Linked DNA regions of Mus musculus: region 1 is linked to region 2. A link is a loop called in an ENCODE intact Hi-C map of the cell type or tissue named here. Cell type or tissue: heart. All regions are shown on one strand. Each heading gives the region's core, and the rest is flanking DNA. Links, peaks and the distances in the headings are about the cores only.

What was found. Hi-C counts contacts between places; a loop is a spot of excess contacts. Peaks named below come from ENCODE experiments on the same cell type or tissue, not always from the same donor. Only the 100,000 strongest peaks of a DNase experiment are listed, where the experiment ranks them.
Region 1: a loop joins it to region 2, with 2.0 times the contacts of the local background. A loop is called at or near these places in 4 of 42 quality-filtered maps.

The regions. Positions count from the first base shown.
Region 1 is chr3:37,860,454-37,877,467 of GRCm38, reverse strand. No RefSeq gene overlaps it. Among named protein-coding and RNA genes, the nearest start is that of Gm20755, 30 kb to the left of the region's middle. In heart, for the core only: no CTCF peak of the experiment used is centred there; a DNase peak (open chromatin) is centred at 8,807.
Region 2 is chr3:37,646,319-37,662,006 of GRCm38, reverse strand. Gm46799 (a long non-coding RNA gene) reads left to right here and starts at 5,490. Exons shown (of 2, transcript XR_001783810.1): 1 at 5,490-5,700; 2 at 8,129-9,327. In heart, for the core only: no CTCF peak of the experiment used is centred there; DNase peaks (open chromatin) are centred at 4,776, 5,906, 7,546 and 7,836; H3K4me3 peaks cover 2,369 bases; H3K27ac peaks cover 2,418 bases; H3K27me3 peaks cover 1,410 bases.

The DNA of each region.
Region 1 (17,014 bases), core at 5,373-13,372, 210 kb before region 2:
AGGATGGTTTAAGCTACACAGTGAGTTTCAGACCAGCTTGAGAGGCAGAACAAGACCCTGTCCTAAATAAGAGCAGCAACAATAGAAGGGGGGATAAGACAGGAGGAGGAGGAAGAAGGGAGAGAGGGAGCAAGCGTGCGAGAGGGAGGGCAGACATGTAAATCTACATGTATATGAAAATATAGCGGTTTCCTGTGATTCTGCAGGCCTGAAGATCCCTGAGCACTGACTGCTCTTACTGAGGACCTGGGTTCATTTGCTAGAACCCTCAGATGTACACATGGTGAACACACAGACATGGAAGTAAAAAATCATACACACAAAAGTTTTATGTGTGATCCAGCATGCAGTTACAAACATATATACATAAAAGTATATACTGATTCCCTCTAACAAGTCAGACTGTAAAATTGCTTTCTTATGCAATTAGCCTCATCTTACTTACATCATTAAACTCTTTCTTTTATTTATTTATTTATTTATTATATATCTAAGCACAATGTAGCTGTCTTCAAACACACCAGAAGAGGGTGTCAGATCTTGTTACAGATGGTTGTGAGCCACCATGTGGTGCTGGGAATTGAATTCAGGACCTTGGAAGAGGAGTCGGTGCCCTTAATCGCTGAGCCATCTCTCCAGCCCCCATTAAACTCTTTCAAATTTTAAATTTTGAGCTAATAAAAGACAAAGTGGAAGGAGTTTTCTTCTTGTTCTTTCTACTGTAGTTTAAAACACAGAGAATTAAAACAGTTGCTATTCAAATCAAAGCAGTAAGTAACAACACTGAATCCACGTAAACGAAGCTGCGTCTGATGTACCGGAAGTAGAGAACATGTACCACGCCACAGAGAGCATCACAGGGCCCCCGAGAATTAGAATCACATATCTGACTTTCTGGCCACACTCCTGGGAGATCTTGTGCAATCACAGCAATCGTTCCCATATCCATCAGTTCAGGTCAGAAGAGAAACTGGGTTCACTTTCAACTCTAATGTCCTATCAGCACATTCTTACTGTGGGGTTCACCTTCGACACCCTCAACCACAGAAGAGCCCACACCAGGATGTCTGCTGCTCTTCCTCCAAGGGCCCAGTCTGCACAGACTATTGGAGGGGCCTCTGTGCCTCCTCCTGCCGCCTTGAGAGCGTGTTTACACACTGATCGTCAACAGACACAGTGTCTCCAAAACAAGAAGGACAATGACACAGGCGTCACTTGTCTCTGTATATTCACATAAATAACCAGTGTGTGTCTGACAAGAAGAAAACATGAAGCTGATTCCACTGGCATGCAGAGCTGTTCCTGAAGACCAGCCCCCTTGTCTCCCACAACAGCCACTGATGATCTAATTATGTCTTCCCCTGTGTGTTGGGATGTCTTTAAAGTACTTCCCGACAAGTAAGCAACTAACAAGAAAGCCATGTTCCTTCCCATTTAGGTCAGATTTCCCAGTCTCACCAATGGCCCCTGTAGCCAGGGAGAGGGCTTTTCTCACATATGTTCCATGCTGCCTGTTTTCCTGCCCTAGACAGGCAGATGGAGCAAGGCACGACAGTCCCTTATGGGGCTGACAGATGGGCAGAGAGGGTCGCTCCACTCATGTGTTCTCACACACTGTGGACATCCTGTTTATCTGGCTAGCCTGCTCAGGACTGGCCTTGGTATATCAGCACATTACTGACAGCTGGGAAGATCTCCAGAGGAGCATGCCTTTCCTGTGACAAGCATCCCAAACAGCAACAGGAGCATGTGTCTCTCCACCACGGCCACAGAAAGTAGAGCACACTGGATTTGTGGGCTCTGAGGACAATCACCCACAGGTCCTGCCACACTCTGGGCTGTGCCATCCAGCACACTCTTGCACCTGTATGTCTGGGCACTTTGGGAAGGTCAGGGTGGCAGGCTCCCACCTCCACAGCCTCAGAGGTTACAGCCCTTCCTTCTAGGCCCTGTGTCAGAGCAAAGGAATGTCTCTCAGCCTGATCGAGGCCCTGTGGGATCTGTTGAAAATGCAGGACAGCTGTGGGCCTTGGCGAGGCCGTCTGTGAATGTATGAGACTTGGACACAATTCAAAGCCAGAAATAACTGCAGGACTCAAGCCTGACTCTTGTTTCTCTCTCTCTCTCTCTCTTTCTCTCTCTCTCCCTCTCTCTCTCTCTCTCTCTCTCTCTCTCTCTCTCTCTCTCTTCCTCCTTCCCTCCTTTACTCCCTCTTTCTCTCCCCACCCTCATCAGTGTGTGTGTGTGTGTGTGTGTGTGTGTGCGTGCATGCGTGCGCATGTGTGAATATAAGAGAGAGAGAGAGATCACTCATTCCTTACACTCTGGAGCTGGATCGCAGTCTCATCTCCAACGGTTTCCTGTGCTCTTCATGGCAAAGAATTGTGGGTAACACATTCTCCTTCCATGTGAAAAGCAGCAGCAGGGTTGGGGTGAGCAATAAACCACTTTCCATGATGCTGAAGAACAGGAAATTGAGGAAGAGCCTTTTCCAGGATCCAGCTGGAAGCTGGGAAGCCGCCTAAGGCACACTCTTGTTTGGAAGTCCTCTTCAGGAGCATAGCCAGGTGCTCAGAGGGCTTGGGGAAGCTCTTGTCTTCTCCAGTCAGCTTCCTGTTAAACGGTCCAACTATGACTCTAAGGGTTTGAGCCCTCGACTCTGAGGTCCTTCACCATTTACCTTACAGCAAGAATAATCAGGGAAGGAGCCGACAGTTGGGACATCACTCCAAGACTGCTCCTACAAAGCCAGGTGACTGACACACTACAGAGCTGACTCCAGCCTCAGAAACTGGACTCTAGACATTTTGGCTTCAATAGTACCTGGAGATTCAAATATGCCGTGACAAGACTTGTAAGTGAGGAAATAGCATAGGACACTTGTCACTGTTGCCTGTGTTGAAATTGCTGCCTTTGGGCACAATCAAGTTTTGCTAGCTAACCCCAAGTACAGAGTTGGCTTTGTGTCAGTGTTGACAAGATACTGTGTGTATGAGTGTGTGTGTGTGTGTGTGTGTGTGTGTGTGTGTGTGTGTGTGTAAGAGAGAGAGAGAGAGAGAGAGAGAGAGAGAACCAGGCCCTCATACATCTTAGACAAATTCTCTACCACCCACCTACACACTTGCCCCAATATACTGGCTAAATATTCTGTACTTTAGCCATGATAACTTTCCTAGATGGGGCCTTAAAACTAAAGAATTGTTGGTGCAATTAATATCGTGTTGCTGATATATTAAAATGAATTAAACACACACACACACATATATGACAGGAGAAACCATTCGAAAGGAGAAAGAATTTCCTACAGAGAATTGTACAGATGACATGGGGCCCCTCATGAGCTAAAGGAGATGCCTGGGAGTATAGAAGCACAGAAAGAATTGCTGTGTCTCCACAACCCACAGAACTGGAAGCAGCGTCCCTGACGAGGCTCTCTGGGAGGCCACAGGTGCTCTGCTCATGAGCATTTCCCTCACATGATGACCAGTATTATACTGTGATCCTAGAGGAACATGAGTGGGAGAACGCATTAACTCACTGCATCCCACCAAGTCAAACATGCTTGACAGCGGACTTCTGTCCCACTGTGGGATATTAGGCATCCACCCACAGACATCAGTAGGGACAAAGTGGTTCTCATCCAATACAAATCCTTCTCCCCTTCCCCAGCACCACAGACAGCAGACACTTGCTTTCCTACCTCTTTGCAGCTCAAGTGACCTGCCTTCCTGTGATTCAGGGAGGTCACAGATGCAAAGGAAGAAATGCAACCTGCTTACTGTCATCCTAAGAAGCGGACCTCATCCTCTCAATGACCTTGACTGCCATCTCTAGCCCAGATTCTGTGCTTTAGATCATTTTTCTTAAAGTGCATTCCAAAACTGTATCAGATTTGGGATCCATAAACCTATAACATTATTGGCCTCCAGGTAAGAGAATTCTTCACACAAAATTCACACAAACAGAAATCCTCCTTGACTCTCCTCTCCTCGGCCACCACTCTGTCGTGGGATTGCTCAAGGAATCCTAGATAATTTTCCCCTTGGCATCATTTAGCAATGAGTCAACCTTGGGACCACCTTTTCCCAGACTCATTGCTTCATAAGAAAAGGTCACAGTACAGACTCCCTTTTCTCTGTCACCCGGCAAAGTTTGCCTGCAAAATACTGCGCCTTAAAAGCTTTAAGCAGGATGTAAAAGGTAGAGATGAACCCATGAATGATTGGCACTGAGAAAAAGCCAAAAGTGGCAGGAGGAATTACTAAGACTAATGACAGGAAGACTGTCCCCTCCTGACAACTCAATAAGACTAAGGGGTGAAGGGTCACATGTCTGGCTAAAATGGTTGTTCTTTTCTCTAGAGGCTAATGTCTAGTTGTGCAAAGATTCATTTAATACACTTACTTTTATTTTTAACTACATAATTATTTATTGATGCCTTTCTCCTGCAAAAGTGTACAGGTTTTATGTGTTGGTCTTTATTCCCTATTTGAACTCTACCATTTAGAACATAGCTTTTAGAGCCAAGTATCAAAAATTACTTCTTCAGACAATGGATGGATGGATGGAACAATCGATCGATTGATGGACAGACAGACAGATGGGCATCACCCTTAGAAGCCCCCACTCTACTCTTGGTCCCAACTAAAATAAGTAAAGAAAGCTGTTTTATTCCCTCCCCCATGGAGGCTACAGAATGCATTGTTCAAGTAGCTTTTTGTTTGTAATTATAAACAAAACTGATATTAGCAATGAAAAGAACAATTTTTGAAGTTCCAATGCATTTTCTATAGCAATCAGATTAATACAGCATATAAAAAAACCAGGGAGAAATGAAAAAGAGGCAAATTCAGAATCCCTCTGAAATTCTCCCTTTCAGATGTTTTTAATCAAGTTATTGCCATAAGTTCCCTTTCTCCAGGCCAGGTCTGCACTAAGCCTGATTACTGAAATCATACACCATGGCAAAGTAAGGCCATACAGACGTGTGCTAGTCAGGGCTCTCCAAAGAAACAGAACTCATGGAATAGATGCGTGTATATGACTTACTACACTGTGGTTGTAAGTTTGGAGAGGCCAAGAATCGCATAGCTGCTCAGCCAGTGAAACAGGCACATCTCTATAGTCCCAATCTGGTACTGAAGGCCTGAAGGGTTCCTGGAAAACTCCTGGTCTTCAGTCTATGTTCAAAACCCAAAGAAGCTAGTTCTAATATTGGTGATGGGATTCAGGAGCAGTAGGATAGATGAACTTGCTAGAAAGAGTGAGGGCAAGCAAGCACATGTTTCATTCTTGCATGTTCTTTTACCTTGGCTGCCACCAAAAGGTGCAGCCTTTTGCCTTTCCCACATTTAGGTTAAGTTTTTCTGCTTCAAATAATCTTATCATGAAAGCACCCCACACACACACCACCCGAATCCTAGTTTAGTTGATTCTGGATCCATTCAGGTTGACAACCAAGATTATTCATCACAAGTAGTTAGGGGGTTGATAGAGGCCGTTTCTGGTCTGGTGTCCCCTGAATTGGACTGCGTCGATTTGCAGCTGTGATCACTCTGAGAAAGTATGAGAAGAACTCAGAAGGTGTGATCAGAGAGTGAGGAAACTAAGGGAACTTCCTTTCATTCTCAGAATTTTCAGAGCGCCCTGTCAGTTTCTGGAAGGTGAGTGACATTTTACACTCCCAAGGAGCATAGGTATGGAGGACAACATCAACCTGACACCAGGAATTCCATGCTCCATGCCGCTGTCCTACTGACATGGTAGCAGATCGCCCTCCCCCATCTCCATGCCACATCTTTTCAGTCACTTTACTCATGACTTTTCTCAAAATCGCTTACCAAAAAAGGAAGAAAAAAAAAAGTCAGATCCCTGATGAGGGAGATGGTTGAGTTGGTGACATGCTCACCATGCAAGCACGGGAGCTTCGGCTCAATTCCTATAGCTCAGTTTTTAAAAGCCAAGTATGCCGGCATGCACGTGTAATCCCAGCACTGAAGAGGCAGCGGCAGGCAGAGCCCTAGGGCTTGCTGGACAGCACAGCCTACCTGGAAAGCTCCAGACCTGTGTCTCCACAAAGCTGGGAGACAGACTCAGGAAGACAACGCTCCTGGAGGGTCGGATGCTAGCATCTGAGCTCTCAGCTCCTCTCACTGTCTTTTTAAGCTCTTTATCACACAGGTGTCAGGGCAACAAAGGAAGACATTCTTGACAATAGGGACTTTACCCAGAGTGCTTATGAGCTGCACGCAGCAAATCTGTGTCCTAGAACCCCAATCAAAATGTTTTCCCTCTCTCTCCCTCTCTCTCCCTCTCTCTCTCTCTCTCTCTCTCTCTCTCACACACACACACACACACACACACACACACACACACAGAGTGATTTGATATCCAAAAGCCACACCAGCTTTGATTGTTATAAGCTTTGATGACATAATTTTCCAGGAAAATGTATTCCATTGTTCAACCAACCCAGCCCTAGGAGGGGAAATGACCAGAGTTTATGTAATTTCTCATGTATCTAGTTGTTTTATTTTTTTTAATTTTTATTGAATCAATCAATGGGAATGATAAACTATGTTTGTAGGATTTGTGCTTGAGTATCATAATTGAAAAGATTTCCAATTCCAGCTTTGGTTACAGATTCTATTTAGTTTCTCTGGGGTAGGCGGTACTACAACACTGTTTCCCTTATTAACTAGCAACTCACAGGGGAGGAAAGAGACAGAGATGTATCTACTGCAATGTGTGTTAGTTTTCTGTTGCTGTGATAAAATAACCACACACAGAGCAAGTTAGGGAACAAAGGTTTTGTTTAAGCTTACAGTTCCTGAAGGGGCACAGTCCACCACTGTAGGGAAGGTGTGGCTGCAGGAGCTTTGAGTGTTAGACAGTAAAGGTCACATTTCATTGCTCCACACATGGGAAGGGATGAGGGAGACAGAAATCAGGCAAAAATAGATAGATAGATAGATAGATAGATAGATAGATAGATAGATAGATAGATAGATAGATATGCAAACCCTGCCCCAGGTGAGGTACTTCCTCAAGCAAGGCTCCATCACCTAAAGATTCGCTGTCCTCAAACAGTGCCATCAACAGGGGACTAATCTTAAAACCTCCCTTGCACAAAAAAACTCAATAGCTTATATGACAAGAACTCTAGTAATTTAGCGTCAATAAGTGAACAAGTAAAAACAACAAAACTAAAAAACCTAAAAACTAAATCATCAAATGTCTGCCTTCATCCAGAAAGTTGAAAATTGAAAGTCAACAGAGGCCCTTTCTTCTTGATATCTTAAACACGCTTTTATTCCTTTGGGATAAATACTCAGAAGTGGGATGGCTGTATTAGACCACGAGTACATGTTTAATATGTTTTCTCTTTCTACAAATACGTGGCAATTTTGCATATTATGGGGGTACATGTGATATGTTAATACATGTGTACAATAGAAGTCATAACACTTCCTAAAGACAATACAGGTGTGTGTGTGTGTGTGTGTGTGTGTGTGTGTGTGTGTGTGTGTGTGTGTGTGTGTGTATGTGAAGTAAAAAAGATAGGTTTACTTCATCTCCATATGAGTTAAATTAATTTGGAAATGTGTAAGATACCTTTGTACAGAAAAATTACAGCAGGGGCAGATGTGTAAAAAGAAAATGAAGAAGTTATAAGAAGTCCTTGCCAGAAACTTAAATGTGTGTGCTATTTGAATATTCTAATAAGCCACACACTCCTTAAGTGTGATTTGATTCTAATCACCCAGGATGGAGCAGCTTAAACACAAGTAACAAAAGACCCAATGACTTTTGAGTGCAAACACACCTGAAGTGACCATCACGGGCTCTACTTCTCATAACTAGTTTTGTTGTATGCTTCTCTAAGACCAATGCCTTCAAGGCTGTCCTCTGTCTCATGCTCTGCATTTATAGATTGGATCAGAAGAAGAATGTGTGTGTCAGTCCAATCAGAAAGAATTTGTGTTAGGCTTCCAAGTTTCTAATTGTATAAATATTCATGCTTCCAAACTGCATGTAATAATTAAAGTAGTGTGTTTCTGCTTCCAGAAAACCCACATTTCATGCTGGACATTACCCATGGTGACGGCGACGGTAGTATGTCTCTGCTCCCTAACACATGCTTCTAATTTAGCAGCTAGAAGTGACACAGCCTTGTGACAGACAACCAGTAAAAGCAAGCTGACAGGAAACGATAGACCAATATTCTTCCAAATAAGTTTTCACCCAAAATAGATTGAAGTGAACCAGGTCAGGGCATCTTCCTCAGGATGCATGGAAACGTTTTTGCCAGGCATGGGATGATCACAGCAGCCTCCTTGTCATGCAATAAATGTGCTGAAGCAAAAGTGCAAGAAACATGATTGCCTGCAGAGTGACTCCAAGAAACATCCCCAGGCAAAAGCTCTGACAAGAATCTCATGAATAGGTAACTGGTTGTTGGTCATAGCCACTTCTCTGCTACATCATCTTAGTTCTCTCCACACTCTGCTTCCACGTCTCCAGACAACTAAATGACAGGCACCAAGTCACGTGGTACTTCAAGATGCAACAGAGCTAAAAGTGTATAACTAGAATAAAACAGCCAAGTAGGCTATTTTTCCATAACAACCCTCTCTTTATTGGGCATCTATAAATTTCCAAAACGATGCTGTGCACAAATCTTCCTGTCTCCAATAACATGGATACACACAGCAGAAGCAGCACTGAATTCCTCGTCTCTCAGGCAGAAAGCCAGGCCTTTCCCACCATTGCAACTTCCTTTCCTTTGGGCCTGTGCCAGTTCTCAGGAGAGTCCTAAGGCTCCAGTGCTACAGCTAAACTGATGCATCAGAGCCTTCCTCCCACTCCAGCACAGGCCAAAACAGAAGCCAGGACCTTGCATGTTAGGAAGCACAGGCTGTAACGTCAGTTGTACTCCATGAAAATGCCTTACAGTGGTTTTTATATAACGGGGGATGCCCTCTACATAGGTAACAGGAGATGACTGGCTTTCAGAATCTTGTTAAAGACAGCCTCTGTGCCTTCAGTTGAACCCATAAAGGGAAAGCAGAAAGCCAGTCTCTGGTGTTGCAACATGGAAGATCTGGGGTGCATAAGCAACCATGGGAGAGAGATGTTTGCATCAATCACCCATTATAGGTAGGCAACCATGGTGATTTGAATAGGAATGGCCCCCAGAGGCTCATATCTTTAATTGTGTGGTCATTAGGGCGCAACACTGCTTGAGAGGGATTTGGAGGTGTGGCCTTGTTGGAGTGTGTCACTGAGGGTGGACTTTAGGTTTCAAATGTTCAAGCCAGGTCCAGTTGCTCTTTCTTCCTGCTGCCTGTCCATCTAGATGTAGAACTCTCAACTACCTCTCTAGCATCATGTCTGCCTATATGTTACCATGCTCCCACCATAATGATAATGTACTAAATCTCTGAAACTATAAGCAAGCCAACATTAAATGCTTCCTTTGATAAGAGTTGCTATGGTCATGGTTTCTCTTCACAACATTAGAACAATGATTAAGACAGCAACCTATGCTTACAAAAGCATGGGGTTTCAACTGCACCCATTCCTGATGTGACAGAATATCAGCTGATGACTAGCAAGATGGTTCAGCCCCATAAGAACACTTGTCACCAAGGCTGATGACCCAAGTTTAAATCTCAGGGCCTACATGGTGGAACTAGAGAACTAACTTCTAAATAAAAACAACTTTCAAAGAAAGACCTCCTTCTGCACACCCACCATGTCATGAATGCACCCAAATACATAACACAGACACACACAGACACACACAGACACACACAGACACACACAGACACACACACACACACACACACGTAAAAAGAATATCAGTTGAATGTAAAATATGCCATACTTCTGCTCACCTGAGAATCACAAGTGTCTTGAAGGTCAGATTCATCCTCACTATTCACAAACCACAAATACTTAGCCCTGCTCATTATTCCCCCCTTCAGAGGGTCACTGTTTCCGTGTACACTAGAAATGCCATCTGAAAAGTAAACTAGTTTAATTAAACAAAACTGACTCTTCCTAAAAGTTCTTTGTGAACTAAGAAAGAGTATATCCCGTTCAATTTCCTTAACACTACAATGTATGTTTTTAAGGCAATTACAATGGAGATAACTTTCAGTCATCTAACTGGACTCGAGACCCACCCAATTAGGGTCCAAAATCCTATAGCTACCGAAACCCCAGAACTCATAGGAAAGCCTATTGATGCCAGACTCTTCAACAGGATAATTCCCAGCTTCATTCTACATACTGTCCTTCTTTCTATCCATAGGTAAATGTAGCTCTCATCTCTCATCAAAGAAGCTTCATTCTGCAGCAGATAGAGCATATTACAAAAACCCACAACTGGCCAGTTTGAAGGGAACAACCGACTGTGAGGTAGGTACCCATCCCCAGTTGATAAATCTACAAACAACCCCTACACATAAGGTTCAGGGAACGTTGGTGGCACAGGGGGCTGGGGGGAGCAGTGTAAGGGTCAGAAAACCAGGGCATCTTCTGTTAGCTACTGACATCTATCCATGGCAAGGAATTGCACCCAGAAAAATCTCAGAAATATGGTCACAAAAATAAGGCTTGCACAGTGACACCACCAACACACATGTCAACATGGATTGAGAAACTCTCATAAGGCCTCACCTCTACACCAAGAAATACAGGCAGTCAAGGGCTACTAAGAGAGGGAGACTTAGTCTTGTACAGGACAAAACCCCCGGTAGATTATCTAAGCTCAAATGGTCAGCCCTAAACACGTGTATGTATGAGAAACTCTAAATGAGCTCAGGAGGTTATATTTCTACATAAATACATGTGTAACAATAAATAAAAGGTCCTGAGTTTGAGAGGAAGTTGTGGGATAAGCATGGGAGAAGTTAGAGCAGAAAGAAAGAGTATGGGGTGAAAATAGTGTAATTAAAAAAATGTTTTTCTATCAGATCATCATAAAAGAGCTTATACAAACACTCCCTAAAATATTACACAAAATAGAAACAGAAGGAACAAAAGGACCACTACCTAATTCATTCTATGAAGCCACAGTTAATATGATACCTAAACCACACAAAGACCTAACAAAGAAAGAGAACTTCAGACCAATCTCGCTTATGACTATCAATGCAAAAATACTCAATAAAATTCCCGAAAACCGAATCCAAGAACACATCAAAACCATCATTCACTACAATCAAGGAGGCTTCATTCCAGGGATGCAGGGATGGTTCAATATACAAAAATCCATCAACATAATACACTATATAAACAAACTCAAGGGAATAAAACACAGTCATCTCATTAGATGCTGAAAAAGCCTTCAACAAAATACAACAACCCTTCCTATTAAAAGTCCCCGGAAGTATCAGGAATTCATGACACACACCTAAACATAATAAAAGCACTATACAGCAAACCAACAGCCAACATCAAATTAAATGGAGAGAAACTAGAAGTAATTCCACTAAAATCCAGGACAATACAAGGTTGCCCAATCTCTCCCTATCTACTCAATACCGTACCCAAAGTTCTATTGCTAGAGGAATTAGACAACAAAAGGATATCAAGGGGATACAAATTGGAAAGGAAGAAGTCAAAGTATCACTATTTGCAGATGATATGATGGCATACATAAGTGACCCCCAAATTTCCACCAGAGAACTACTACAGCTGATAACTTCAGCAAAGTGGCAGGATATAAAATAAGCTCAAACAAATCAATAGCCTTCCTTTACACAAATGAAAAACAGAGAAAGAAATTAGGGAAACAACATTCTTCAAATTTTCCACAAATGGTATAAAATATCTTGATGTAACTCTTACCAAGCAAGTGAAAGAGCTATATGACAAGAACGTCAAATACCTGAAGAAGGAAATAGACCTCAGAAGATGGTAAGGTCTCCCATGCTCATGGATTGTTAGGATTTACACAGTGAAAATGGCCATCTTACCAAAAGCAATCTATAGATTCAATGCAATCCCCATCAAAATTCCAACACAATTCTTCACAGACATGAAAAGAGAAAATCTCAACTTCTTATGGAAAACCAAAAAAAAAAAAAGCCAAAACAATTCTCAACAATGAAAAAACTTCCAGGGGAATCCCCACCCCTGACCGCAAGCTGGACTACAAAGCAACAGTGATTTTTTTAAAAATGCATGGTATTGGTACAGAGACAGACAGGTCAATCAGTGGAGTAGAATTGAAGACCCAGAAGTAAATCCATACACCTATGGACACTTGATCTTTGAAAAAGAAGCCAAAAACATACAGTGGAAAAAAGAAAGCATCTTCAATAAATGGTGCTGGTCTAACTGGCAGTCTGCATGTAGGAAAATGAAAATAGATCCATATCTGTCACCTGGCACAAAGATAAAGTCCAAGTGGGTCAAGGACCTCTACACAAAACAAGATATACTCAATCTAATAGAAGAGAAAGTAGGAAAGAGCCTTGAACTCATTGGCTCAGGGGGAAATTTCCTAAACAGAATAGCAATGGCTCAGGTTCTAAGATCAACAATTGATAAATGGAATGTCATGAAATTGAAAAGTTTCTGTATAGTAAAAGACACCTTTAGTAGGACAAATTGGCAACCTACAGATTGGGGGGAAAACATCTTCATTAACCCTACATCCAAACAGAGAGCTAATATCTAAAATATATAAAGAACTCAAAAGATAACCTCCAAAAACACAAATGGCCCAATTAAAAATGGAGTGCAGAGCTAATCAGAGAATTCACAACAGAAGAATCTCAAATGGCTTAGAAGCACATAAAGAAATATTTAAAGTCCTTAGTCATCAGAGAAATGCAAATCAAAACGACCTTGAGATTCCACCTCACACCATTCAGAATGACTGAGATTAAAAACTCAAGTGACAGCAGATGCTGGGGAGGATGTGAAGAAAGTGGAACATGCCTCCATTGCTGGTGGGATTGCAAACTGGTACAACCACTCTGGAAATCAGTCTGGCAGCTCCTCAGGAAATCGGAACTAGCTTATCTGAAGACCCAGCTATACCACCCTTAGGCATATACCCAAAAGATGACCCAGGGGAGCATGCTCCACTATGTTCATAGCAGCCTTATTTTTAATAGCCAGAAGCTGGAAACAACCTAGAAGTTCCTCAGTTGAAGAATGTATGCAAAACAAATGTGGTTCTTTTACACAAAGGAATACTACTCAGCTATTAAAAATGAGGACATCATAAATCTTGCAGGCAAATGGATGAAACTAGAAAATATCATCCTGAGTGAGGTAAGTCAGACCAAAAAGAACATGCATGGTATGTACTTACTGATAAGTGGATTTTGTCCCAAAAAGTACAGAATACCTAGGCTATAACCTACAGACTGTAAGAAGTGTTACAAGCAAAAATGCCCAAGTAAGGATATTTCAATTCCACTTAGAAGAGGGAAGGATCACAGGAGTCAGATGGAAGGAGTGACCTGGATGGAAGAGGGGAGGAGAACAGGGAACAGCATCAGATATGGGAGGGAGGGGACAGGAGAGAAGCCCAGAGGGCCTAAAGAATGAATAGAAATAAGCAGCCTCAGGGAATGGGAGGTAGAAACCCTCTAGAAAGTACCAGAGACTCAGGAGGTGAGACACTCTCAGGACTCATTGTGTGTTGACCTTTGCCAAAATGCCCATAAATGGGGAAATGGAACTCAAAGACTCCACCTCCAGTAGATAGACAGGAACTCAAATGGAGGGACAGGTTTATTGGCCCACAGTCAAAATTCTGACCCAGAATTATTCCTGTCTAGAAGAACTGCAGGGACAAAAGTGGAGCAGAGACTGAGACAAATGTGATTCAATGACCGGCCCAATTTGGGATCCATCTCATGGGGGGAGGGGAAGAGATGGGCACCAAGACATGACACTACTATGCTATGATGTGCTTACAGACAGGAGCCTGGCATGGATGTCCTCTGAGAGGCCCTACCAGCAGTTGACTGAGACAGATGCAGATACTCAGGGATCCCCATGGTTGAATTTGGGAAAGGATTGAAGAAGCTGAAAGGAAAAGTGACCCCATAGGAAAACCAACATTCTCAACTAAACCAGACCCTAGGGAGCTCCCAGAGACTGAGCCACCAACCAGGAGCATACACAGGCTGGTCAGAGCCCCTGGCACATATGTAAGGCCTGCCTGGTCTGGCCTCAATGAGAGTAGATGAGCTTCAGAGACTTGAGATCCCAGGGAAGGGGGAGGCCTGTTTGGGGGTGGAGCACCCTCTCAGAGGCAAGGGAGAAGAAGAATGGGATGAGGAACTGTGGGAGGGGAAACTGGGGACAGGAGGGGGGGAACAAAGACTGGAATGTAAATAATTATAAAATAAAAATATAAAAATATAAAAAAAGAGAAGAAATTCACCAAAAAGCCAGCCTCTGGTTTGACATAAAGGCGACTGAAGAAAACAGTCGAGTTTTAGTTCCATTCTGATCAACTGGTTTTACAAACACGGGCGCTATCAGACAAGCGCGCACTGAGAGGGGTTTGGAGCAGAGCACTGTCCTATTGCCATGGTAATCAGCGACAACAACTGCTATGGATTTGTCCATGAATCAATTCCAGCTTCTCACAGCCCAGGCTGCGTAGTAGATAATGCCCCAGTAGACTAATCTCCAAAGCAAGAAACGCCATATATTCACAATGTAGTACCATCTTGCAGCTATTTTCCTTGGGCATTATTAACTGCAAATTAAATACTTTCAAACATTCACATTAAAGAATCAATTTATCATTTTTATTGTTTAAAACAAGTTTTGTTGGGGGCTAGAGATGTTCAGAGTGATTTCTGCTCCTACAGAGGACCCAGCCTCAATCCAGGACACTCACATGGCTCATAACTGCATGTAATTCCAGTTCCAGCAATCTAATGCCCTTCTCTAGCTTCCACCGGTTCTCACGTGCATGGGGTGCACATGTACATTAAACAATCTTTTCAAAACAAACCAAAAAAAGCCACACATAAATGTTGTCCTCATCTCTCATCAAGGAAACTTCTCTTCGAGACAGATGGAGGCCAGTGCAGAAAACCACAATCGATCACAATGCAGAGTTCCAGAGCTCAGTCCCATCTACATCTACAAAACAGTCCCACACCTAAGGAACGCTGCAGAAACAGAGGTGGAAGCTTATATGAGCCAGAGGGTCAGAGAGTTTGCTGTGAGACTGTGTCTCACACTAATGTCAGAAGCTACACCAATCAAATCTCACCAGTATGATTGCCTAAACAAGAGCTGAACAGGGACAAAACCAACAGACTTGCTAAAGTAGATAAGAAAAAGACCCCTAGGCCCCAAACCTACAGAAAGAACTCAGGCAACTGAGGAATGCTTCGAGCCAGGGAGATAATTTCTCCCAGGGAAGAACACACCAAATAGTTATCTAATCCCAAAGGCCCAGCCTTGAAAGCATGCATACAATAAACAACATACAAACCGAGCAGGTTGTGCAGAGCTATGTGTGCACATACATCTATACACATAAAAACAATTCATGGAGAAAGAGGCCATGTATTTGAAAGACAGCAAGGAGGGGCATGTGGGGGGGGCAGGGAAAAGGAAGGGAGAAATGATGTAATTATAATCTCAAGAATAAAAGAAAAAGTATTTAATTAAATAAGTAATCTTTTGAGGAAGTCTTAAGCCCTCTGAGAAGATTTCCAACAGCCTTTGAAGCTCTCAGAGGACAGGGCAATGCTTCATGACTTTCTGCCACTTGTAATTTGGACAGCAGATTCATGCACTCAGCTTACTTTCTCTCTTCTGTAGTGAGAACAAACCACGTTTATTTGTTCATTTGTATGTACGTATGGGAGGGGCAAGGCCTGAGTGTGGGGGTCAGAAGACAAGTGAGTCTGCTCTCTCTTCCCAACCTGTAGGTCCTGTGGATTCAACTCAGGTCATCAGACTGGGCAGCAAGCCCTCCATCCACTGTGCCACCTCCACAGCCTGTCGTTTTATCCCAACAACTAATCTCCTAGGTTTAGAGTAAAACCTCCTATGGATAGCTTCAGTTCCCAACAAGCTGGCCTTTATCACTCTGCTTAATAATTAAATGCTTAATAATACCCCACACTCTACAAGGAACCCACTATCTCCATACAGAGCATGCAACACACCTCTGTCGCCTGCCTCCTTAGCCTCTGGTGCGCTCCATGGCTCTGTTCCCAGGCCTCTTGTGTCTTTCTGGTCTCTGCCACTCATAGCCCCACACAACTGGAAACGTTTTGGTTCGTGGTAATTGATGTTTGTCCAAACATTGTGAACTAATAAGCCACGGGAGACACGGAAGCTTTGACAAGGCAAAGTCAAGGGAACACACATCGTTCTGAGTGGATTATTTCAAGCCCACACCCAGGCAGAGCTGACTTACAGCCTTTCTTCCTCACAATGATACTATAAATAAAGTACAGACATTTCTGTCCTCCTGTAATCCCTCCCATTGTGTGGTTATGTGTGCAGTCTCATGCAATTGCTGTAGTCTACACAGCAAGCTCCCTGTGAGGCGGGGACTAGCTACAGGGCCACCTGTTGGCATCACATAAACCAAGGGACCTGGGAGACCTCACATGTTCACAGTAAGTGAATATCTGAAGTATAAAAAAATTATAAGTCTTTATAAAGAAAAAAATTGGAAAGTTGAAGTTAACATGTAACAAATGTGCTCTAAAATTAGAAGGAAAAAATATAAGTTGTTGTCCAATAGAATACGTCTCTCTTTTTTATTTTGCTTACACTCAGCAAAAAAGAAAGAGAAAAACTACCTACAAGGTGGTATCCTGTGCCTTTCAAAGAACACAGCCAGTGTCGGCTCTCCGGAGATGAGGCATAAGCAGACACTGATCAGGAGCGAGAACATTGCAATTGGCGTGCGGTGTTTTCAGCTAGAGTGACAGGTGTGTTTGAACCAAGACAGGGCATGACTGGGTTGCCTCTCACTGAAATTCCTCACCTATATAAA
Region 2 (15,688 bases), core at 3,346-11,345:
ACACACACACATGTCTGTATATGGTCTGATTCAAAACACTAGTATATGGTCAGAGCTAAGAGACCCATCCACAGGCCATAGAAGCCACTGCAGCACAAATTTACACAGGAGCCAGTACAAGCCCTTTTCTGGTTGTGGCAGAAAGATCCGGCAATGCCTGGTTAATCTTACATTGCCAACAAGTAGTTTCTCAGACTCAAATCTTATGAACGATCACAGAAGGGGCTATGGCTCAGTGGTGGAGTGCTACGTAGCACACACAAGGCTGTGTCTCTAATACGACAAAAGAAGAAAAAGATGATATTGCTTAGTATCGATAATATCAGGATATTAGCCATTTGTATCAATGAAAGAGACCTGTAGGGCAGAGGGATAGTCAGGCTAAGTGCTTACCTTGTAAGCATGAAGAGCTGAGTTTGGTCCTTTAGAATCCACGTGATTAAAAACTAGGCATCATGATTCACACGCGCATCCCAGAGCTGAGGAGGCGAAAGCAAGTGGATCCTGATGTGCTGAGTTCCAAAACAGTGAGAGGCTCTGCCTCAAAAGAACAAGGGAGGGTCGGAAAGATAGGCACTGGCCAGCAAGCCTGGCAACCCAAGTATGGTCCGCCAAACCCAAATGGCAGAAGAAACCCACCTCCTCTAACCTCCATGACACACACAGGCCCACATACAGTGACAAAAATCAATGAATAAATGCACAACTAATAAATTAATTTTAAAAAGCAAGATTGATAGCATCCTAAAGAGGCATACCCCTATTTTTTCACATGAACACACACAAAGCACACACATATACACACAAACGTGTGCATAGTCACATGTGCATGTACAGACACACATACACCAAGGCCAGATTATTGCATTTACAACTTTAATGAAATAGTCATGTATTAGTGCTTCTTCTCTTTGTGACTCTCAACTAATCAGGTCTAATTACACAGGTTTCAAAGAGGGCATTTATAGAGGAATGTGTGGCTTGGTTGTTTTATAAGAAGTTTTCTGTTGTTGTTGTTGTTGTTTTTTAATGTTCACATGTAACATGTTGGTCAGGGAAATGGCTTGGCTAGGCAAAGCACTAGGCATGCAAACCCAATGAGCCAAGTTTGATCCCTGAAATCCACATAAAAAGTTGAATCCAGTGGTGCACATCTGTAATGCTAACACTCTTACAGTGAGAAAGGAAAAGGTGAGGGCCAGCTAGCCTGCAGTAAACAATGCTGTTTTCAGTATAGCCCCACTCTCTACAGGGTGGAAGCAAGAACTGAGTCCCTACATGTGCCTCCTGATTTGTTCATGCACACTGTGGCACGAGTGTGCACACACAAATAAATGTGACGTGTAATGTTAATTTTTAAAACTTGCCACACAGTGAAGAAAAGAGTCAGCATTTTCCCGTGTTTACCAAACTGTTAAACACTGTGGATCCGAGGCCACTATCACCGCTAGACCCTAACTGCAAGAGATCAGTCAGCCACAGAGCCAAAGGAGCTGTAAGGCCCCCTTCTTATAGAGTATGAAGCACAGTTTAGCTAGGACACGAAAGGCCACATTAGCTACGATTAGGAAGGAAGGTCTTTAGAAGGCCAAAGCTCTTCTGGGTGACAGGCTTATGTAATTCTTTCCATCCTTCCATCGCCTGTTTTTAGCTCTTCTTCAGGGAAGGGAGGAGAAGGGAGGTATATTTTTGTTTGGCCACCATTGTGGCTTTAGTTCTTTTTTACAGCCTCAAAAACCAGCCATGGGTTGAGGCTCCCTGGTTTTCTCCAAACTGCTCAATCTGAATTTAAAACAGGGAAGTGATGTCCTATGTTTAACAGTGTTTACCCTCTGTTTAAAACAGACACTGAGTGAGCTCACTGCCTCTTTGATATACATTCATTTCTAAGGGGACAAAAACCTGCCTACCTAACAGTAAAAGCTCATTAGATACAGTCAAAATAGGACTGCCCATGGTACCACACACACACACACACACGCACACACACACACACACACACACACACACACACACACAGAGGAAAAGAGGAACAGTGCCCGATGAGCCTATGTCGAGGTCACTTAGCTTACAGCTAAAAGTGCTCTTCTTGTGGGAGCAGTGGTAACAGAGTTTGATCTCAAAGCATCATGAGGAGGAGAGAGCAATGTTTTGATACTGATAACTTGATGTTCCTGTGACCACAAACCCAGTCAGAGCAATTAAGGCATACAGACTATTTCTTGAGGCCCTAACATGATAAACACACGTTCGCTATCTAAACACTAAGTCCTGTTTCAAATGGAGCTCTCCGCAATGGCTTCCTGTGCAACTGGAATGGGCTATGTGGTGATTTTAATGACAGTGATGATAAAGTTGGTTATGTAATTCCAAGCGGGTTGCCCTGGTAAAGCAATGAGCATCTGTCTTCAGAAGGAAGATTATCGATGTGGTTAACATAAAGTGTGTGTGTGCTGGGGTGGGGGTGAGGGGTGCAGGGTGAGGAGCTGGAAACAGCCCCTAGGTTCTAAAGCAAAACTTGGTATCACAAATTTTTAAAGTCTTCTGGGCAATCATTCATTGCATGATAATCAGTGGGAACACTAAGTGGTTATAATTTCTTTTAAGTAAAAATTGTATATTGCAGCTGGGGCTGTAGCTCAGCGGGTAGAAGACAACACTGGAAGACAGCTAGAAGCCCTGGGTTCAATTCACCACACTGAATAAACCTCAAGTGGGGGCAGGAGGAGCAGAAGTTTAAGGCAATTGTTGGCTACATAGCAAGTTCAAGGCCAGCTTGGGACATGTAAGATCCAATCCTATGAGCAGAAAAATGTATATTCTTGCCACTAAACTCTTACACACTCACTACTAACCCACATGCTCTGAGTTATCATTTATCATCCATATATATATATATATATACATATATATATATATATATATATGTGTGTGTGTGTGTGTGTATGTGTGTGTATACACATATATAAATTCACACACACACACACACACACACACACACACACACACACACACACACGGCTGCTCTCCAGAATCCACCCTGCTCTGTACCATATTTGGGGAGTGTATGCAGAGAGCCTGGGACCTAACAGAGAGCTGGCTTCTGTTCTGGAAGGATCACTAGGCTACAGAAGAGTAAAGGACAAATGATTAAAAAACAAAAAAAAAAGTATTCTGGTTGTTTTCTTGTTTAGATGTTAAAGACCCTAGCAGACTGGTGAAGCAGATACCCAAACAACTACAAGAAAAGGAAAAAACAAACAAAAAACTTGAAAAGAAACATGTAGCCATACCTATAAAGAGTGTATTTTCATCTTGTGCTTTTCTGTGTCCCCCCCCCCAAATTATATTAGAGTCAACAGCAGGTGACTTTATCAGCAGAGAGTCTGCTCAAGTCTACTGCGGTTGTGGAGTGAGCCTCCTGACTGCAGAGAAAGAGACACGAGCCCTTCACCTCCACCCACCCCTGCTCTTAAAACTCAGCTCTCCACAGTGTCCAAACACACTTGGAAGGAGCCGCTCTGGCTCTAAACAATCTATAAATTCCCTGCCGAAGCACCTGCGTGAGCTCATCCTCTGTGGAGGGCTCATGGGTGAGGCCAGTTAGAAGCAGCCTGGAACGAGAGGACTGCTGACTTCTACTTAACATTGACTCCAAAACATAAATTATGGAGGGGTGACAGACATGACCCGGCCTTGACATTTTACCAAGCATGTCACCTACACATTTCAAGTGGAGGGTAGATTTATATGGTGATTATTTTCTGCAATAAAGAGCTGTATTTGCCCTGAAGCTCAGCCTCTCTCTCTCTCTCTCTCTCTCTCTCTCTCTCTCTCTCTCTCTCTCTCTCTCTCTCTCTCTCTCTCTCTCTCTCTCTCTCTCTCACACACACACACACACACACACACACACACACACACACACACTGCTGAGGTCATCAATTTGGATACCTGGCAGAGTAGGCACCCAGAGTTGTTAAAGGCTAGGGGATTGTGTTGGAGCATCACCAGCATGGCCACACACCCTATACACACCTTGTCACAAAGCAGGGATGTTATGTTGGGGTAGAATTATTTACTCGGAACATTGCTACCCACCAAGACACAAAAGGATGGCAATACATTTGTTTACATGTTGGATACTTGAGGCTTCTCCATGAACACCACAGACTGGATACTTAAAGGAGATGGAAAATTAAAACCAAGGTCACCAAGATCAAACATTCCTGGAACACTAAAAGTTACCTTGAATAAATGTCAACAGATTATGACAATTATTTACCACCTAAAACAGATGCAAAGATATTCAAGGTACCTCGAATCAAAATGCGTAGCTACCTTTCTGGTCCATCCAACAAACTTTCCTAGTTACGTTTTTAAGTGTTTTACCACATAGATTTTCTATTTTTTAAAAAGTTCTGTCATATATGTAACCCAGACAATCGATGTCACCTTGCTGTGACAAAGATGGTTCTCGTACATATAAAACCACCGCAGGAGCCTAATGCTTTCTACCTTTTATCAGCTATATAAAAAAAAATGTAGAGCAAACATTATCTATTGTTAATTACCTGTAAAGTCGGGCCTTAGCCCCTCCCCTGTTCCTAAGAGCCCTGAAGTGAAACCCAAAAGAAGCCGCCCATTGTTTTCCCTGGTGCAAGGGCCAGGAGCAAACAGGGCTCAAATTGCAGCCGTGAAAGCCACAGGAAATTGGTCTAGCGCTAATCTGCACTCAACTATTCAAAGAAACAAAGCCCACATTCCTACAGAGAAACCCCTGCAGAACACCGCCAACCTGTGCGGGGGGCCAGCCTGTGGACCACAGAACAAAGCTGTAGAACACAAGTTCGTCATTAGAGCAGGCGACTGTCTCCCTTCCTGTACTGAGCACAACACAGGCCATTTAGACTTCTTCCTGGACTTCCCAATTTTCCCCGTGATAAGACTATATAATTAGACTCTTCCTGCTTAGTAATTTGGGCAGGGTTAGGGCAGGAGGGGACAGTTTAACAAGATGTCAGCTGTTCCCTGAGGATAGCTAAGTTATGATAAACTAAAATAATGATAATAATAATAATCTAAGCCAATTTAAACTTACCTCCGTATATTTGGGCTATGTGCACTATAATACATGAATTCTAAGCCATAAGAGTGGAATGTGATGTAAAAACTGCCCAGATTTTCTTTCAAATTTAAGAATAAACCCTTTGTAAAATTCAAGTATAAAAACAAGAATTATGTGTGCAGGTGCATCTGTATACGCATGCAAATGCAGTCCTAAGGACAACCTCTGCTGTTGTTTTAGGTGCCACACCTCCACCACCTTTTTTAGAGACAAGCTCTCTCACTGGCCTGGCGTTCATCAAGTAAACTAGCCTGGCAGGGCAGCGTTCCCCAAAAATCTGCCCACCTCCCCAACGTGGGAACGACAAAGGAAGGGCACCAGGGTACACAGTGATCCCGGAAATTGAACCCAGTCAGTCCTCATGCTTGCAGAGCAAGCCCGGGTATGGCCTGAGCCATCTTCCCACAGCCAGGGGATTATTTTTTCCCACAGAACGTCCCCTCACAGCACAGGTCATGGGTAAAGTGCGCATGCCTTCAGCAGCAGCTCGGATGCTTCCTCTTCACCGTCACGGTGCCGCGGAGTGATCTGCCAGCGCCAGGAGGACGCATCTACTCCCAATGTTCTCAGTCAAGGTGAAAATTGTTTTATTCCTGTCAAACTATGCCAACCTCGTGGCACCTTATTAACCTGCAAGTATGTTGGAATGCTAAAACCTAGGGGAATATTATGTTCAATACAATGCTTCCCCTTATTCCTAGACGGCCCCGCCCCCATCCTAGACCACAAGGGCTACCTGTCTGGCAGATAGAGAGGGACCACCACGGAGGCTTGGAGACCGCTCAGATGGTACTGGCCCTTCCCAAGATTCTTTGGTTCCTCGATGATGCTCCAACTCTAGTCATCATTCAAGGCTACCTAGAGCCTTAACCAGAAGGACCAAGTGGTTTTCTTTATGAATAGCCCAGCCCAGGAAAAGGAAGTGGGAGGTAGTTTCAGTACTTCCAGACCAGGCCTATGCAGGCAGGTATCACAGAGGGGTCCCAGGTGAGGTGTACATAAAATTTACTGCCATAATCCTTAATGTATCCGCCTCTGGAAACATTTAATGCAACCAATGATTTGCATTATAAATTCTCTATAATAGAAATTAGATATTAGGATTCTGTTCACGTTTGTAAGATCAAGATGATTTTAAGTTGGCTATATATCATATTAGAATTCGAACTTATTAATGTAGTGAATAGCCTTTTGGCCAGAAAAAAAAAAGGAATCAAATTTGTCTTTTATGACACAATTGTAAAAGGTAAGAAAAATATTGCTGGGCAGTTGTGGCACACACCTTTAATCTCAGCACTTGGGAGGCAAAGGCAGGCGGATTTCAGGGTTCCAGGCCAGCCTGGTCTACAGAGTGAGTTCCAGGACAGCCAGGGCTACACAGAGAAACCCTGTCTCAAAAAAAAAAAAAAAGAAAGAAAGAAAGAAAGAAAGAAAGAAAGAAAGAAAGAAAGAAAGAAAGAAAGAAAGAAAGAAAGAAAGAAAGAAAGAAAGAAAGAAAGAAAGAAAGAAAGAAAGAAAGAAAGAAAGAAAGAAAGAAAGAAAGAAAGAAAGGAAGAAAGAAAGAAAGAAAAGAAAGAGAAAAAAGAAGAGAAAAGAAAAAGTAAGAAAATTATCGATGAGTATGTATTAAGTGCCTACTATGAACCAAGCATCTCTCAGGGTACAGGAGGATGATCAGTCCTGTAACACCAATCACAGACTGTCCCAGGGCAGGACAGAGACTGGAGAGATGGCTCCATGGATAAAGGGGGCGTCTGTGCACGCAGGGGAACCTCCACATAAGCTTGGATCCCACCAACCCAAAAAGCTGGGCGTGGTCCCATGAGTGCCTGTAAGGACAGTGCTGCGAGGGCTGGAGACAGGAGGATCAGCATGAGAGTATATCTTAAAGAGATAAGGCAGAGAGAGAGAGAGAGAGAGGGAGAGGGAGAGGGAGAGGGAGAGGGAGAGGGAGAGAAAGAGAGTTCTAGAATAAAATACCTACCTCCTCCAGTCTCACACACTCACAGGTGTTCTCACATTGGTGCGGGCGCTCACACACACACACACACACACACACACACACACAGGTGCAAACATGTCACTCTTAAACACACAAGTAAACACTGAGAGTAATGAACAGTTTACAGAAAAGTAGCTACTACTGGGGACTTCCTGAGAGAAATTGGTTTCTCAGGAGCCAATCAGAGTGAGGTTCAGACTTAGCTATAGACCAATACGATTAAAGAGACATAGGTGGCCTCCGAGACCTGAATTTAAAGGTGTGCTGCTATAGGGTTTAGGAGTAAAACCACCCCAATAGATTTATGCGCGGCAGGCAGAGAAGTGGAAGAGAAAACAGAAAGCAGACATCGGAGCCTGGGAGCCCAGCCACCAACACTGAGCAGGACCGAGCAGCCAGCGCAGGGCGGGAGGCAGAGAAAACAGCTGGTGGTATGGTGCACTGGAAAGACTGTTTCATATGGCTGTTTGTCTTTCTTGTAGCCATGCCTTGAGCCCGGAACATCTTAGGAGAAATGACACAAGCGTTCCAAGCGTCACCCATCTCTTTCCACGGGGCACACATTTTCCACAGGGTGAAAGGGACCCGAGGTTTAATTTGCACACAGAAGTACGGTTGCCTGCGTGTGTTTTCCCCTCAGTTAAGAACTGAGCAGCCTGTCACAGAATCTCGGCTGGGCTCCCCAGGCCTGTGGTTGCATTAGTCATTTGTCCTGCCCCAGGGGTGGGGGTGACAGTTGCCTCTGGGATCTGTTTGTAGGGCACTAGCTCAGGGGAACTTCCTCACTCAGTAGTAGAAAGGAGTAAATGTTTGTTTTGAAAGATAAGCTTGGTTGAGTAGGAAGGAGGGCTCCAGGGCAAATACTTTGAAAAAACTGCTTCTCAAAGGAATGTTGGGTTTTCTTTTTTCAAGACAGGCAAGTTGGAACAGACTTTTTTTTTTTGAGCCCTGCCAGTTTTTCTTCTTTCCAAAATTTGCCTTCTTTTTCAATCCACACAAAGGACAGCTCCCCTGAAGAGGCTCCCTGCCCCATGATGACAGCCACCGCAGGTCATGCTTCCACTCAGTGTGGACAACGGAACTGCCCACGGTCTGGGCCATCGGAGACAGTACTGACCCTCACACTTGGAGATCCATCAGCCCACTTGCTAATGATCATCTTCCAAATGGGACTTTCCAACTCCTACGTGGGCCTTACCCCTTCATAAAACCTGGAGACATCCCAGCTCCGGCACGGCACCTCTAAGCATTTCAAATCAAAGAAAAAGTGACCAGTTCTAAATCCCAAATTATTTTGCCTTCGTTTGTAGAGAGAATTCACACACGCACGCATGCACGTGCATACACACACACACACACACCTGACCTCCACAGTATACCCCACTCAGGAACTGTCACATAATCTCCCTGATTCCAGGTATAGGCAAGTCTATACAATGAAATCAGCATAGCCTGAGAGTAGATCATATAAGCACACATGGAGGCCAGAGGTCAACACTGATGTCTTCTTCTATAGCTCTCATTTTAGGGGTCGGTCGGGGTCTCTTACTGAACTTGGAACTCATCAGTTCAGCGAGTTTGCCTGATCAGTGAAGCCCAAAGATCTGTGTCTTCACCCGGCCCAGTGTTAGGGTTTCAGGCACACACTAGTTGGGTTCTGGGGTACAACCTCAAGGTCTCATGCGCACTCACCCAGCAGATCCCCTGGGCCTGCTCCGAGTGCAGTCCATCGCTGCACACCCAAGGTCAGTTCCCTTTCCTACCAGCTGTTTGAACACTGCAAAGAGAATCCAAGTTGATTTTAAAGTCCCTCCCGGGTTTAGTTTGAGTGACTTACAGTCTTAGATCCTCATTTCCAATGGCCTTGTAGACCTGTTCTGCAGGCCATACCACCCTCCCCTACTTTACTAACAGACAGAAAAAACCAGCAGAATAAGGAAGACCAGGACCCTGAAATACTGGTTTTTATGATTCTCTAAAGGTGTGAAAACCAGGAGCTGGGCAAAGCCCATGAAGGTACGGCATGAGGGGAGGAGGTTTCAGGAACCAGAGGGCGTACTTGACTTGGAATGTTAAAGCTCTGGTGTTTGGTTCTGACAACAGCGTTCACACACTGCTCTGAGTACAAGGCCGGGAGCTCTGGAGAGCTGGGGTAGAAGAACAAGTTGGTCATTTTTGGTGGGCCGCTCAGCTCCGCCTCCTGGCTTCCTGACCACTGGATTACTTATTAACAGTTCTGAGGGTAGACTGGGCAGAAAACCGTTGGCCTTCCCTGTTCTTCATCCTTTATAGAAAGGCATCTCTGCTTACAGGGAGCAGGGCAGAGGACGAAACGGTCCTCAGGAGCCATCCAGTCTCAGCGAGAACTCACCTCGCTGTTCATTGGGCCACTTCTTCCATCTTTAGTCCCTGCTTTCTCCTCCAGCCTTCTCCAGCACTGCCTGAGGAACCACCCTGAAACCTAAGTCTGGCCTCTTTGTTCTCCTAGTAGTGGCTCTGAATTCCCACAGGACAGAGCTCACTTTCTGATCTTGCTGCTGCCAAAGCCCAGAGTCCTTCTCAGGTACCCTGGTTGGTATTTTCTGGGTTTTTTTTCTTTTTTTTTTTGGTGTGTGTGTGCATGTAGAGGAATGCTTTGTTTTTGTTTTTTGTTTGTTTGGCTGGTTTAGTTTGGTTTGGGTTTTGGGGTTTGGGTTTTGTTTTGTTGAGATAGCGTTTCTCTGTCTAACCCTGGCTATCCTAGAACTCACTCTGTAGACCAGACTGGCCTCAAAGAGGCTGCCTGCCTCTGCCTCCCAAGTGCTGGGATTAAAGGTGTATACCACTAACTGGGGAGGTGGTACTAGACTGTATAAGAAAGCAGGCTGAGGAAGCCACGGAGAGCAAGCCTGTAAGCAGCACCCCTCCATGGCCTCTGCATCATCTTCTGCCTCCAGGTGTCTGACTTGAGATCCTACCCAGACTACCCTCAAATGATAGAGTGTGACCTGAGTTATAAGATGCAAGAAACCCTTTGCTTCCCAAATTGTCTTGAGTTATGATGTTTATAACAGCAGCATAAAGCTAAGACACCAGGCAATTATGGTCCACACACACCAAATTGCTTGTGATTTTCCCATCATGCTAAGGTACTCTCGTCAGAAGCACATCGGTACTCTAGAACTCACTCTGTACCTCTCTCAAGTCTCTCAATCATCCCTCCCCCAGGGTGTTAACACAACCCCATATTCCTACTGCAACAATGCCAATGGTGATCCAAAAACCTTACCAATCGCTGCTTAGATGCTAGGACCCTGAGGATATGTTTGTAGTCTCTGGATAAACAAACCTGCTGTCAGCAAAGCCACACTACTCTTATTTTTCTAAAAACTGCTAATGTCCACATTATGAACAGATTCCATCTGGTCATCAGTCTTGGCTTGTTTCCTTATACTGAAGTTTTTAAGAATGAATCTGAAAGTCACTGAAACAATAAATGTGTGTGTGTGTGTGTGTGTGTGTGTGTGTGTGTGTGTGTGTGTGCGCGCACGTGCACGTGTGCACACAGCAGGTGTGTTCACATGTGTGGGTGCACGTGTGTGTCTGGGTAGGTAGAGCCCAACATCATTTGTTCTTCCTCACATCAGTGATGTGCACCCATAATGCCCTGCTCCCTACATGGGCTCTAGGATTACCCTCTTGCCTTTATTCCTGTACAGCATGCCCTTGACAGGCTGAGCCATGTCCCAGGCCCTACTACCTCTTCCTCTACAGTAGGAAACCACACTGGTCCAGGTCCTAGAAGTTTGACTGCATAATTTTTTAGCATCACTTTTTACTTTCCTCATCTCCTATTGAACGACATTTCCAGTACTAAAGAGCAAAACTATAAATAAATAAATAAATAAATAAATAAATAAATAAATAAATAAATAAATGCCAACAGAAGAGGAACACCAAAGACTAAGACAGGCAAGTTTCAAGTTTCACATTTCACTTATCCATTAGAAATCATGAGGGAACTACCTGAAGCACCTGAACTCTGGAGAGAAGTCTGACACCATAGAGTGGGGCTTGTCTTCTGTTCCCAGTGTCCCATAAAAATCAACTGTTCTTCTCTTGGGGGAATCAGATGACTGCAGCCCACAAAGCCAGCTAGGAGGGGACTCAGCTAGAGCTGCCACACCCTCTGCTGCCCTCTGCCAGCACAGGAATTCCAGAAGCAAGTCTTTTGCTGCCTACTACCCTATCAATCTTCATGGCCCTACTTTCTTTATTCAGTAAGGGTTTTATATGTGGACCATTATAAATAAGCCACACCCTCCTTGCCATGGCTTCTCCCTAGTTCCTCCTGAAGACTATCCTTTATGAAACCTTACATCTGGGGCTGGAGAAGAAGCTCAGCCCCTATGTTTGCCTAGCATGGATGAAGCCCTGGGTTCCACCCCCAGCACTACGCGATCCTAGATGTAAGCACATGCTGTGGACCCTGTGTTTGAAAGGCAGCAGCAAGGATCAGAAGTTCAAGGTCACCCTCAACTATATGTTGAGCTCCAGCCAACGTGGACTCCATGAGATCCAGTCTGAAAAGAATCGACCTTTTCTCAGATCTCAGTCACTTGTATTGGTTACCTTTCTGTGGCTGTGACATAACCCCATGACCAAGGTGACTCATCAAGGGGCTTATCTGGGTTTACAATTCCAGAAGAGTAAGAATCCATCATGGTGTGAAGCTCGGCAGCTATGGGCAGGCATGAGCAGTAAGCTGAGAGCACATATCTACAAAATGCAAGCACAACGCAGACCGATGGAGAGATTCCCCCAGCGATGTACTTCCCCCAGCAAAACTACCCCACCTAAACCTCCCCCAAACAATACCAACCACTGGGACCAAGCTTCAAACACCCAAGACTCTGGGGAATAGTTAACATTCAAACCACCACCTCACCTAACAAAACCACAAGCTTAAGACCAAATGAGAGCAGGCTGGAGAGGTAGCTCAATGGTTAGGAATTCTTGTTCTTGTATAGAGGACTTGAGTTTGGGTTTTAGTACCCATCACAACTACCAGTGACTCCAGTTCTAAGGTATCTGATGCCCTTCTAACTTCTGAAGGGAAACAGGAACAGAGATACTGAACATAAATACACACAGGCAAAGCACTCATATACATGAAACAAACAAACAAACAAAAAAACCCAAATCACACCCATATATATACACACACATATATACATACATATATATTCCCAAACAGGAGCTCCTGGACTTTTTCCTCTATCTCTGCTTACAACGCTTTCTGACCTATACACTCTTCCAGGTCCTCCTCAGCCTTCCCTTTCTCCAGCTCTTCCTCCACCTCGGCCACCTGCCAGGATCCTGAGTCAGAGCTGCTGTCTGTCCACAGCTGTCGTTCCTGCTCCTCCCTCCCAGTACACCTGTGTCACACTCACCGGAACCACCCAGGCTTCTGAACCAGTTGTTTCAGCAACTCCCTTGCTAACTCGCTTCTCACTGCCCCCTGGAACACTCGCCTTCCCTGGCCCTAAGACCCTTAGCACCTCAAACTCTCCTGGTCCATGTGAGCTGAGGCTCTGCTCTTCCAGAGCATCTGGCCTGTCCCTGAAGCACCCTATGAACAGGTCCGTGTCTTACCTTTTCTGTAGCCTCCCTCTTGATATCCATTTCTTCTTTCTTCAGTCTTGCCAAGTTACTTCTTCTTAGTTTTTTTTTTAATTATTATACTATTTATTCCTCTTTATCAGTTTGGTTTACCACAACTTTTGCCGTATATTACCAATTTCCATCTGAAAATCTTCAGATCCTCAGCGTCTATAATCCCTTTTCCCCAGCTGGCTTTGTACCGTCTGACACTTAAAACCGTAGGTAGTTCCCAAGACTCTTGGGGCTAAGCATGTAGCTCAGTCAGGACAGTGCTTGGCTCACGTGCAGAAGGTTCTGGGTTCAATTCCCAGCCCTGCATAGGCAGAGTGGTAGTGCGCACTTGTGATCTCAGCACTCTGGAATCAGAGGCAGGGGGATCAAAGGTCCCCCACGGCTACCGCCCACCTCCCCCCCACCTCGGCTAACCTATCACCTTACTGCCAAGAGAATAAGCCATTACTGCCTACTACCCACCCACAGTGAATCACACCCATTCACTGGGGCCACCATTCTCCCATTTTTACTCAGGGTCCCAGATATTCCCAGTTGTTTCCAGCGCAAACCCACATAGAAGCAGCCTCCCAACCCTGGGCTTCCTCTTCACTGTCTTGCATTTCCGGTTCCATTTCCGCTTACTATTTTAGGATCTTCCTTCTCTGGCTCACTCTCTTCACCTGACCCGTTTTTTCTCTCACAATTCCTAGACACGCACCTGCAAGCTAACTCTAGAATATTTGTAGTCTGGGTATTGGGATCATCTGAGCTGCTTCCGAGCCAAGGCCAAGCAAGGTCCCTCTCGAGATTCTGTGGTCTTTCTGCGCGTCAGTGCTGTGGCTGTGGTATGTCCTCCCAGGGGCTATCGCAGTAGCTCCTTCAGCTGCCAAACCCAGAGTTGGGCTTTCTCCCGTCCTTACATCCAGTGTCCGGTGCTTTTCTTTCCCAAGCTACCGTTTAATTCACTATTTAAGAACTTTGCTCGATTTGTGAATTACCCTAGAATATCCATCAGTCACCCATTTCCCTGGTTGGCCCCGCTCACCTTCCTTCCAGCTTTTCACTGTGAAGACAAAGGCAGAAAGCATGGTTATGTTTACTCATTTTTTTCAATAAAGTTTATTTTTGACTACCAGATTGTAGGAAAAAAAAACAACTTCTCTGGCAAGTGGTACTTGTTGCTCCTAAAACAGACTGGCTTAGAAGACAGCTCATTCTTTCCACGTGAAAATTAAGATTCTGTGATTTCTTTTCTTCTCTCTCTCTCTCTCTCTCTCTCTCTCTCCCTCTCTCTCTCTCTCTCTCTCTTTCTTTTCCCCCCACCCAAATAGTTCTCAGATTATCAATAAGTGGTGTTTTCAGATTTTTCTACATAATCAGTTCAAAACAGTCAGGGGCTCTCTGGACTGTTAGAACTGAAGTTAGTATTAGCATGCCTTGTACGGAAATACTTGACAAATAACATCAGTTCCTTTAAGGATGCAGAAAAGGACCCTTAATGTAAATTTTTGGTCACTGTTGTTCTAACACTCAGAAAAATGACAAGAACCTTCACCCATCAAGTTCACAAACCTACAGACCAAGTTGCCGTTGCCTCTTGCCAACATATGATCCTGCCTGATCCATTATCATCACAGAAGGCATGAACAGCACAAACATAAGGCTCAGTTTGAAGCTAATTTTAATGTTAGCAGGAGAAAAATAACCACGGCCACGAAGCCGTGAATTGACGAAACCGTGAATTGTTCCGGACACCCGAGCAAACACACAGAGGAGAAAACAGATCAGGTCCCTCCCTGAAAGTCCTTCTGAGGTGACAGGTCTGACATGTGACTTACACCTATGGATTTCAAAATGTTTAACCAGCAACCTGTTTTCATACCTGCTAGAGAATCATTAAAACACTGGCTGTGGAGGGAACGCTAAAGCCTCATGCTGAGTTCAATCTGAACTTGCATGGTGGGAAGAGAGCAACTCCACAGCTGTCCTGGGGCCTCCACCTGTGCGCTGTGGCGTGGCTGGTCCCCCTCCCACCCTGTGCACAGTGGCATGGCCAGTCCCCTAAACCCTGGTGTATTTTAGCCAACACATGGACTAAAATAAAAATATCTTTTGAAGAAGTATTCACTGTAGTCTGTATGTAGCTCTGACATTTTGCTGTTCATCAGCACTGCAAGAGGCTCGGCCATCAGAGCCCGACAGATAACTGCCAGGAACCTCTGCGGGCATTTTAGTTGTATTATAAGCACTGAGTTAGTGACGGTGAGGAACAAGTCAACTGTCACTTAGCCAAAAGTAGAATTTAAGTTTATAAGGTGCTTAAAAAACCCTTTATGCATCTAAAAATCAAAAAAGCACAGCAGGGCTTGGGAAACTGAAGGCAGACTCACCGGGACACTTCCGATTCTGTGTCCAGTTATAACAGCAACTGGTTTTGCTCCAGAGTTTGTTTTTCTAAAGTTTTACATAAAACCTGCCACAAACTTCATCACTTAATTTTTTTCTAAAGAAAGATTTAGGAAAACATAATTTCAAAATAAAAAGCCTCTTGCTTTAATGTTTCTTGATAATTTTTTTTGTCTCTTTGCTCAGAAAGCAGTTTCTCAACTGAGAATTTTTGTTCAACTCCAAATCAGATTTAAAAACAAAGTAAACAAAATGAGTTGATTGGTTTTTAATTCATTCCCTTTTTTATTAAAGACCGCTGTTTCTAAGAAACAACGAGCACGTTCCGTGATGCGGACGATATTTAAAGATTCACCTTAGGCCCTCATAGAACAGAACGTGCTGACTTTGGCTAGTCCCCCTTCTTGCTGGGATGATGTCTTATAAGCTTTGGTACACGAAACCCCACATGGCTTCTACTACTCACAATTTACCTAAATAAGTGGTAAGTCTTTAAAAATTAAAAACGTGGCATTAAA